2 separate regions of the Homo sapiens genome follow, and region 2 is linked to region 1. The links are chromatin contacts, found by Hi-C or POLR2A ChIA-PET in ENCODE. All regions are on one chromosome and are shown on one strand. The core of a region is the stretch at or near the end of the contact, and the rest is flanking DNA. Distances in the headings are between cores, read along the strand shown.

Region 1 (3,886 bases), core at 54-2,553:
ACAAACAAAAATGTGGTATATTTATACAATGAAATATTTGGTAATCAAAATAAGTTGAGTACTGGCACGCTGTAACATGGATGAACCTCAAAAACATTGTGCTGAGTGAAAGAAGCTAGTCACAGAGGGCCACACATACTATGATTCCATGTATATAAAATGTCCAAAATAGGCACATCTATTAGAGATTGAAAGTACATTAGGGGTTGCCTATGGCTGAAGAGATGGGGATTTTGAGGAGTGATTGCTAAGTGACACCAGTTTTCAGAGTAATGAAAATGGTATAAGGTTGATTGTGGTGATGAATGCAGAACTCTGAAGAAGCTAAAAGCCACTGAATGGTCCCATTTATATGAGTGAATTGTGTGTTATGTGAATTATATCTCAATAAAGCTGTGGGAAATAAAAATATATGCCTAACATAATCATTAGGAGAATGCAAATTAAAACCACAATGAGAAACTACTACACATCTATTTTAATAGCTAAATTATATGTTTTTCAAATCTGATACTACTAAGAGCTGAAGAGGAAGTACAGCAATAGCAATTCCTACAGTTGCTGGTAAGGATGCAATTTGGGAAACATCATAAAAGGTTATAACATATTTAATTCTAGTTACTTATTCATGGGTTCATGTGCCTAGTAGACTGAAATCTCTGAAGGAAAGCTCTTAGATTTATTACCCTCCACATCCCTAGAGCTCAGCTCAGGGATCCTTGCTGAGTTGCTGCTAATAAATATGCCAGGAATTGGACTGAACTGGAGCTTCAGTCACACACCTAGATACCAAATCTGGATTCTGTTCAATCATTAAAGCCTATAAAGGAGGCTGCATACAAAAGCTGAAGCCATGATTTGGTCCCAAAGGGACAGAGGTCGCATGAAGGCAAAGCCCACATCCGGGGCTTTGTTAAACCATGCAAATCCATTACCAGGAGGGTGCCTGCACATAAGAGGCACACCACGCAGGTAGGCCAGATCAGTTTGTTTGTGATGAAGGTAAAATAAGATGAATGATGGTCATTATTCTAACTGTATACATTGAGAAATTTTTTATATACTAAGTCAAGTCCTGAAGAAAAGATAAATGTGTCCCATAAACACACAGTTTTTTTTTTTCAAGCCAGGATAAAACTCAACGTTTTTTTTGCCTCTGACCTGTATTTACTTGCCCCCTCACTATACACTCACATCTCCTCACTAACTTCAGAACCTTGCTATACAACTTTTAAAACAAGGGATGTTGAATAAGGCTGGTGTCATTGTTCCTCCAGCAGAAATGCAGGAAGCCATTCTGTACTTACAGTAGCCAGACAGATGTCCTGTAGGCCTGTGGTTCTGCAGCTCTGACTCAGTCCCCAGGGCAATGTGAGATTTCTTGTTGGAATCTTGCAAAAGCATCAAAAACACCTTTCGGAGAAAAAAAAACGCCATGTATTATTTTATGTTTCTATACACATCGCATTTCTTTTCTTCTGCCTCAATTGCCTAATCCGGTTGTGACAACATATGCCAAACACACCCCATATATTTCATTTAGCCATCCATTTAATTGGCATAACTCTAAGACTACCTAGGTCTCAGCAAAACAGGCTACCCATAGGATGCAAAGATGAATGAAACTTGACTGTGAACTCCCAGACCCTCACGGGCTAGTGGAGGCTGGTCAAATGCATAGGCAGTGGTAGGCAGGGAGGGGACAGATAGCAACACAGTGTATCCAATTCAACTTAAGTTTGTGACTCACTGTACCAGCATCTTAGGAATTCAGAGGTGAATCAGACAATAAAATTGCAATGCTCAGTTTACTTACAGTAGATGGGATCTCATACATAAAAATCCCCATTAAATGTATGCTTTCCATGGGCTATGATATATGATGTCACTAAGGTAGTTAATCAAATAACTTGCTTGAAGTCATTTCTTGGTTAGTAGTGGAGGCAGAAGTCCAACCTCAGTTTATTCAAAGCCAAATACTATGACTAAAGTAGCAAAAATAAGGTGAGAAAGCAGAAGTGCAAGCAGACACAAAGGGAAATGAGGTGGGGTGGAGACATCGAGGGCCTTGAGCTGCACCTGGATCGCTGGCAGGGATTTATGGAGTGATGGAAAGAGAATCTCTAAAATAAACATTGGGCAATTCACGAGAAGCATACAAGTCAAGGAGACATCGCCCTGCAGCAGCACAGTCCTAACTGCTGGAGTTCCACTCTTGGCAAGATGTGGGCCGGCTCTGTCTGCAGGCATAGGACTGCACCACGCAGAGTGTTGGCTGCCTCGTTGTATTAATAAAACAGAGATGATGATCACAGTATTTAAAGTTCAGTAGATGATGGCTGTAAAGTGCCAGGCACAGACTCTGGAAGCATGCAGTAAGTCTTCTATTATTCATGTGGTTAGCCAAGGTTTCCTGAACGTTCTCTGTGGGCCATGCACAAAGCTAGGCACTGTGCATTGCCACTCTCTCCCTTAGCATCATCTGTGCAGGTGCTTCCATCACCCCTTCCTCTGCACGTATCCATAGAGATATTGGTCCCTGGCCCTGGCCCCTCTCCAAGTGACTCCTGCTGGGCCAGCGTCACTGTCCATCCAGCTGGTACCTCCCACCCAATGCCCTGGGTAGTGAAGTCCTATACCTGCATATACAGATCTCAGCCCACACTGAGCACCCTGCCTCACTTCTGATTTCTCTACACAACCTCACCATTCTGATTCCTCTAAACAAGCAAAAAGGGATTGACTGTCTCTAGATGTTCCTGAGGAGCCCCTAACCACAGGGAAAGATGGGGGAAGGCACCAGAAAGAAGAAGCCATGAGCAAGCAAGCCTTCAGGAGAGGCATGCAATATCTCCGCACGTGGTTAATTAGTTTGCATGGAATCCTACTGAGCAAAATCTGCATGAGTAGCACTAGTGAAAGGTCAGATGCAGCTACCTTCATGTGAAAGATAACACTTTGCTGATTCTCAGTAAGACTCCAAGGAAAAGCTGTAAACCTCACTACTATTGCAAATAATAATAAGAAGAAGAATGATTAATAACATTTCTGAGTGTGCGCCAGCCATGTGACCTTGAACACATTATTTTACCACTCTTTAACTTAGTTTCCTCACATGATAAATGGTAATAAATAAGAGGCCGGGCGCGGTGGCTCACGCCTGTAATCCCAGCACTTTGGGAGGCCGAGGCGGGCGGATCACGAGGTCAGGAGATCGAGACCATCCTGGCTAACACAGTGAAACCTCGTCTCTACTAAAAATACAAAAAATTAGCCGGGCGAGGTGGCGGGCGCCTGTAGTCCCAGCTACTCCGGAGGCTGAGGCAGGAGAATGGCGTGAACCCCAGGGGGCGGAGCCTGCAGTGAGCCGAGATTGCGCCACTGCACTCCAACCTGGGCGACAGCGAGACTCCATCTCGAAAAAATAAATAAATAAATAAATAAATAAGACATATTATAGGATTGTTGCAAGCAATAAATGCATTTATATATAAAGTTATAAAAACGATGCCTGGCATGTAGCATGCTGGCAATGTCTGGTCTCAACAGTAGCTAGATAAGGATGAGTAAGTGTAGTAGGGTGTATGTGCTATGTTTCATCATGTAATTCTCAGATCAATCTGATGAGATGAGTACTATTATCCTTGCTTAAGATGAGGGCACTGAGGCTTAGTGCAGTAAGTCTTCACCTAGTGCATTTATAGGGAATTAAATAGGAAACAATAGAAATAGTGAAAATCAAGAATTATTCATTGACTAAAGATTTTCCTTTATATCTTATTCTAAATGGAATTTTCATTTAATGGTCATATTTAACTATGATTATATGAAGCATACCTTGATAACTAAGGCATTATTGATAACAATATTCATCTGTCCTTTTTAA
Region 2 (3,970 bases), core at 666-3,165, 210 kb before region 1:
TCTTTGAAAACAGCCTCAATACACTTCTGAGTTTAAAGACGAGATCGTATAGGGACATGACAGCTTCACAATAAAAAAGAAGCTTGATTCATGTTAATACACATCACTCCATAAACACTGCTCTCTGTGGCTGGATGTGTCACTTTCTTAAATGACTCCACCATTCATAGATCCAAATTAAAGTGGTTGGGTCAACGTCACCTCCAGGAAAGGCCAACAGAACTGTCTCAGAACTCCGGAGGCCATGTCAGCTTCATGTCTGAAAGACTCTGACTCAATATCAAACTCTTCAGCTTGTCCATGAGGCTCTCCATGATGTAACGAGTGCCTTCCTCTCTGACTTCGCATCTAAGAGTATCCTTCATGCTACCCACAACCAGATCTCCTTTCCTCCATCCATTCAGTACTAATTCAGTGCTCACTTGTGCAAGGCCCTATTCTGGCTGTGAAAGCCCTTCCTGTGTACATGCAGGTGTATGGTGCATCCTTCAATGCCATCAGTTGTTACAGTAGAGCTCCAAGAATACAGGACACATAAACCCTTCTGCCACTGACTCTAACACCCCTGCAGATGCCCAGTTCATATTTAATGGAGTAATGAGTGAATTAAATTCCTTGTCAGACTTTGGTGTAATGAAAACAATATTTCCTTCTTAACTAAACAGCAAAATGCATATCTATTGTTTTTTTCCTTTGTTCTTTAGAGTAACCAAAGGGGATCATTTTAAAGTAAGGAACAATAGCCAAGTCAGTGGGATAAAAAAAAATACATAGCCTCATCTCCAGCATTATATCATTGTCACCAGCTAAACAAACATGATAGAGCGTTTTGTTTCCAAGGTGGTGAGGTGACAGCTATATGACTCAGCCCCTTATGTGGCCTCTTGCATTTTTAATGGTCTCTGAACATTTCCCTTCATTTCAGAAATACCCTAGAGTCTAGATAAACAAAAGATTTTTTTTTCTGTCCTTAGCCACCAAGCTATTCTCACACCAGTCACCTTGAGAGGCCAAGAGAGCTAAAGTAGTCATTGTCTTCTGATTTTCTTTTCTTTCTCTCTCTGTTTTTTTTTTTTTTTTTTTTTTTTTGCTTTATGAACATAATAAAGAAAACACCCCATAGAAGAAGCCATGGCAAGCTACTTTCTGGCTTGATGAGTGCTGCCCATAGAGAAGCTTACAGTACTTCGTGCGTGAGACCTGAGGAGGAAAACACCAGTATTAAAACAGGGAGCCTTCAAAGCCAGCACCCCACTCAGCCACCATCTGTGCAAAGATGGCAGCTTTGTAAGTGTTTACATAAGGAAGGGGGTGCTCTGCTGCAGGCACACAAGCAAACCCTCTCTATTCTGTTTTGCTGCAGTTTTAAGTTTTTGTAGGGACATGGTTCCCTTGGGAGAGTGGATTAAACTTCTTCTGAGTTCATTTTCAAAGGCTTTGCAAATAACCTCTATCGTCTCCAGTCAGATCCCATGTAATACAGCCCTTAAATAAATAATGTAATAATAAGAAAAAATGCATAATTGCCTTAACAGAGAAGAATTGCTTTAAGATTCAACCTCCCTCCCATTGTTAAGAAAAGGCTTTGATAAGCCAGGCTCTGGGTAAGTGACTCTGGGCCGAAATGTGCCTGGAACTTTCCAACTGGATGCCTGAGTAATGACAGCACCCTGGCAGCCAGGGGCACAAGAGGGGAAACAGCTGAGGATGCAGGGAGGGGCCAGGTGGACGGACAGCCCAGGGATTCACAATTACTTCTCTCTTCAGGCCCACATTCAAAAATGTTGGAAAATTACTAAATTCATGGAATTATTGATACATTTGGGTGTATGGTGGCGGGGGTGATAATGTGGCTGGCTCCCCAGGCACTGGAGCACATGCCCAGGCAGGACTGCACAGGCTCAAAAACAGGGCAGGGCACACAGGCCTCTGACTCACCAGGAGTTCATAGAACCCTTGAGACAAGGGTCCTGGACTCCCTGGCATGAAATCAGGCACATTTTCCTAAATCTCCCATGGGCAGGAAAGACCCAAGTGACAGCTGAGTTATGAAAGTGAATCAAGACAGTGAATCTTTTCCATGTTACTCTGGATCCTTTCAAACACTAATTACAAACTAGAGGAGCTATAACATAGAAAGTACTAACTGGGATCTGCTTCTCCACGTTATGGTTGGGGGATGCCTATATGGGAGGCGGCTGACTCCTTGCTTTGTGAACAGTTGTGCTAGAGTGATTGATAAAGTCTTCTCAAAAGGCTGGTGCTTGCCTTTTAATCATTCAAATATGCCTCTGTACACAATAAAATTAATACTATAAATATTTACAATAATGAGAAGAAAGCAGGGGCTGTAAAAAGTCAATATGGATGTTAAAATTGGACTCAAAAACAATAGAACTAGACTCCCTATTTTACGGGCACAGTCACTTTAGGTGCAGGTACAATACCAGCATGAAATAGATATAAATAGATGTCTTTGAAAGCATTTAGCCAAGGCTTCCATCAGGACAGTATGAGGAGTTCTGCAGACTCATTTCCCAGTAAGACTGCTGAAAACTATTTTTTAAAAAACAGTAAAGTCTCCAAAATGCTATTTTTCTGTATACAGCAAGATAAAAAATATAGTTATTCAAGAAAGTCTACTAAAACTGAGTAAGAACAGTAATAGTCTGTGGCATTTAAAACAAGATCTACTCTTCTGCTACCTCCCAGCTCAGGGAAATGGAAACTCCACTCCAGCCTGCTGCATCCAAGAACACAGGGCTCTCTCCCACCTTAGCTCTCTGTAAGTGAGCTGTCTTCCCCTCTCATTCTGGCCCCAGCTACATGTTCATGAGGTTAAGCTGCCAGTGAGTACAGATGAGAGGTGATGGTGCCCTTTTTTTACCCAGCTCTACCTCATTAGACAAAGGCTCATTAGACAGAGGCTTTAAATTAAGAACAGCATTGCCGAGAATATTGGGGTCCCCCTTGTTCTTGCCTCATATCATGGTGTGGGGTTTCCACATGGGAGAAGCAAGCTGAGAGAATCTGAGGTCACTGTCCTCCCTCTCCCATGAGTGTTCAGCTCCTAAAGTGGGAGGGTCATTCAGAAAGAAACATGATGTTGCTCCCATTTCTAGCTCCAGAAATGTGGCTCATATATGTTTCCTTGCCTCTAAAGAAGCAAGCCATAAACAGATAACTGCTAATCTATCCCCAAAGGGACTGTTTTGTTGTTTTAGTTTTTAGGTTTTTTTTTTTTTTTTTTGGCAACAAAATGTGGAGAAGTTCAACCATAAGGGTGTTCTTAATAACTGGAACCTGTGGTGAAAGGCAATTGGGAGATTGATAGATTCATCGGAGATACAGGCTAAACTACAGGCTGTCTAATTTACCAGAGAGAACCAGGGAGACCACTGGAAGGAGCCCTCCCAGTGGCAAATTTGTGATTAAAACAAATCTCAAACACTGATCTCAGGAAGGAGTCCTTTAACACAGCCTAAATTTTATGAGATTTATATGTAGAACAATTTATGCCCATGATATTGTTGAAAACAATACAGCAATGAGTGAATCTTACCAGCTGCGTGTGGGTAAAACAACGAGGCAGAAGCAATCCCAAGTTACTTTATAAAATACTTTGAGATGAATGAAAATGAAGGGACAACATTCCAAAGCTTATGAGACGTAGCTAAAGCAGTGCTTGGAGAAACATTTATAGTAATAATACTTCCATTAACATGTAAGAAAAATTACAAAATAATACTCAACTGTATACCTTAAGAAACTGGAAAAAGAAAAGCAAACTAAACCTAAAGCAAGAAGACAGGAAATAATAAAGTTGGAGTGGACATTGATAAAATCAAGAATATAAAAACAATAGAGAAAAATGAAACTAAAGTTGATTGTGGAAGTTTGGAATGCCATATGGAATATGGCTATGAAAAAAAATCAACAAATGTGATAAATATTTAGCATAATTGACCAA

The links. A loop is a pair of places that touch in the nucleus more often than their neighbours do. ChIA-PET counts read pairs that join two places held with the same protein, here RNA polymerase II (POLR2A). Pooled maps may share reads with other maps.
Region 2: a map of mammary epithelial cell shows a loop between it and region 1 (4-fold over the local background). The contact joins two enhancer-like sites. A Hi-C loop is called at or near these places in 2 of 168 maps with a recorded cell type or tissue (PC-3 and mammary epithelial cell) and 2 of 50 pooled maps. POLR2A ChIA-PET finds 5 or more read pairs at or near these places in 1 of 52 experiments (activated T-cell).

The regions. Positions count from the first base shown.
Region 1 is chr7:48,425,293-48,429,178 of GRCh38, reverse strand. ABCA13 (ATP binding cassette subfamily A member 13) reads right to left here. Exons shown (of 62, transcript NM_152701.5): 42 at 1,308-1,413. Among named protein-coding and RNA genes, the nearest start is that of ABCA13, 260 kb to the right of the region's middle. Within about 2 kb of position 1,303, at least 3 of the 41 ENCODE cell types and tissues checked have a DNase peak (open chromatin) inside an H3K27ac peak, as active enhancers do; they include mammary epithelial cell, where a contact is called at or near this core.
Region 2 is chr7:48,634,501-48,638,470 of GRCh38, reverse strand. All of the region lies in intron 59 of ABCA13 (ATP binding cassette subfamily A member 13), which reads right to left. Among named protein-coding and RNA genes, the nearest start is that of LINC02838, 72 kb to the left of the region's middle. Within about 2 kb of position 1,915, at least 3 of the 41 ENCODE cell types and tissues checked have a DNase peak (open chromatin) inside an H3K27ac peak, as active enhancers do; they include mammary epithelial cell, where a contact is called at or near this core.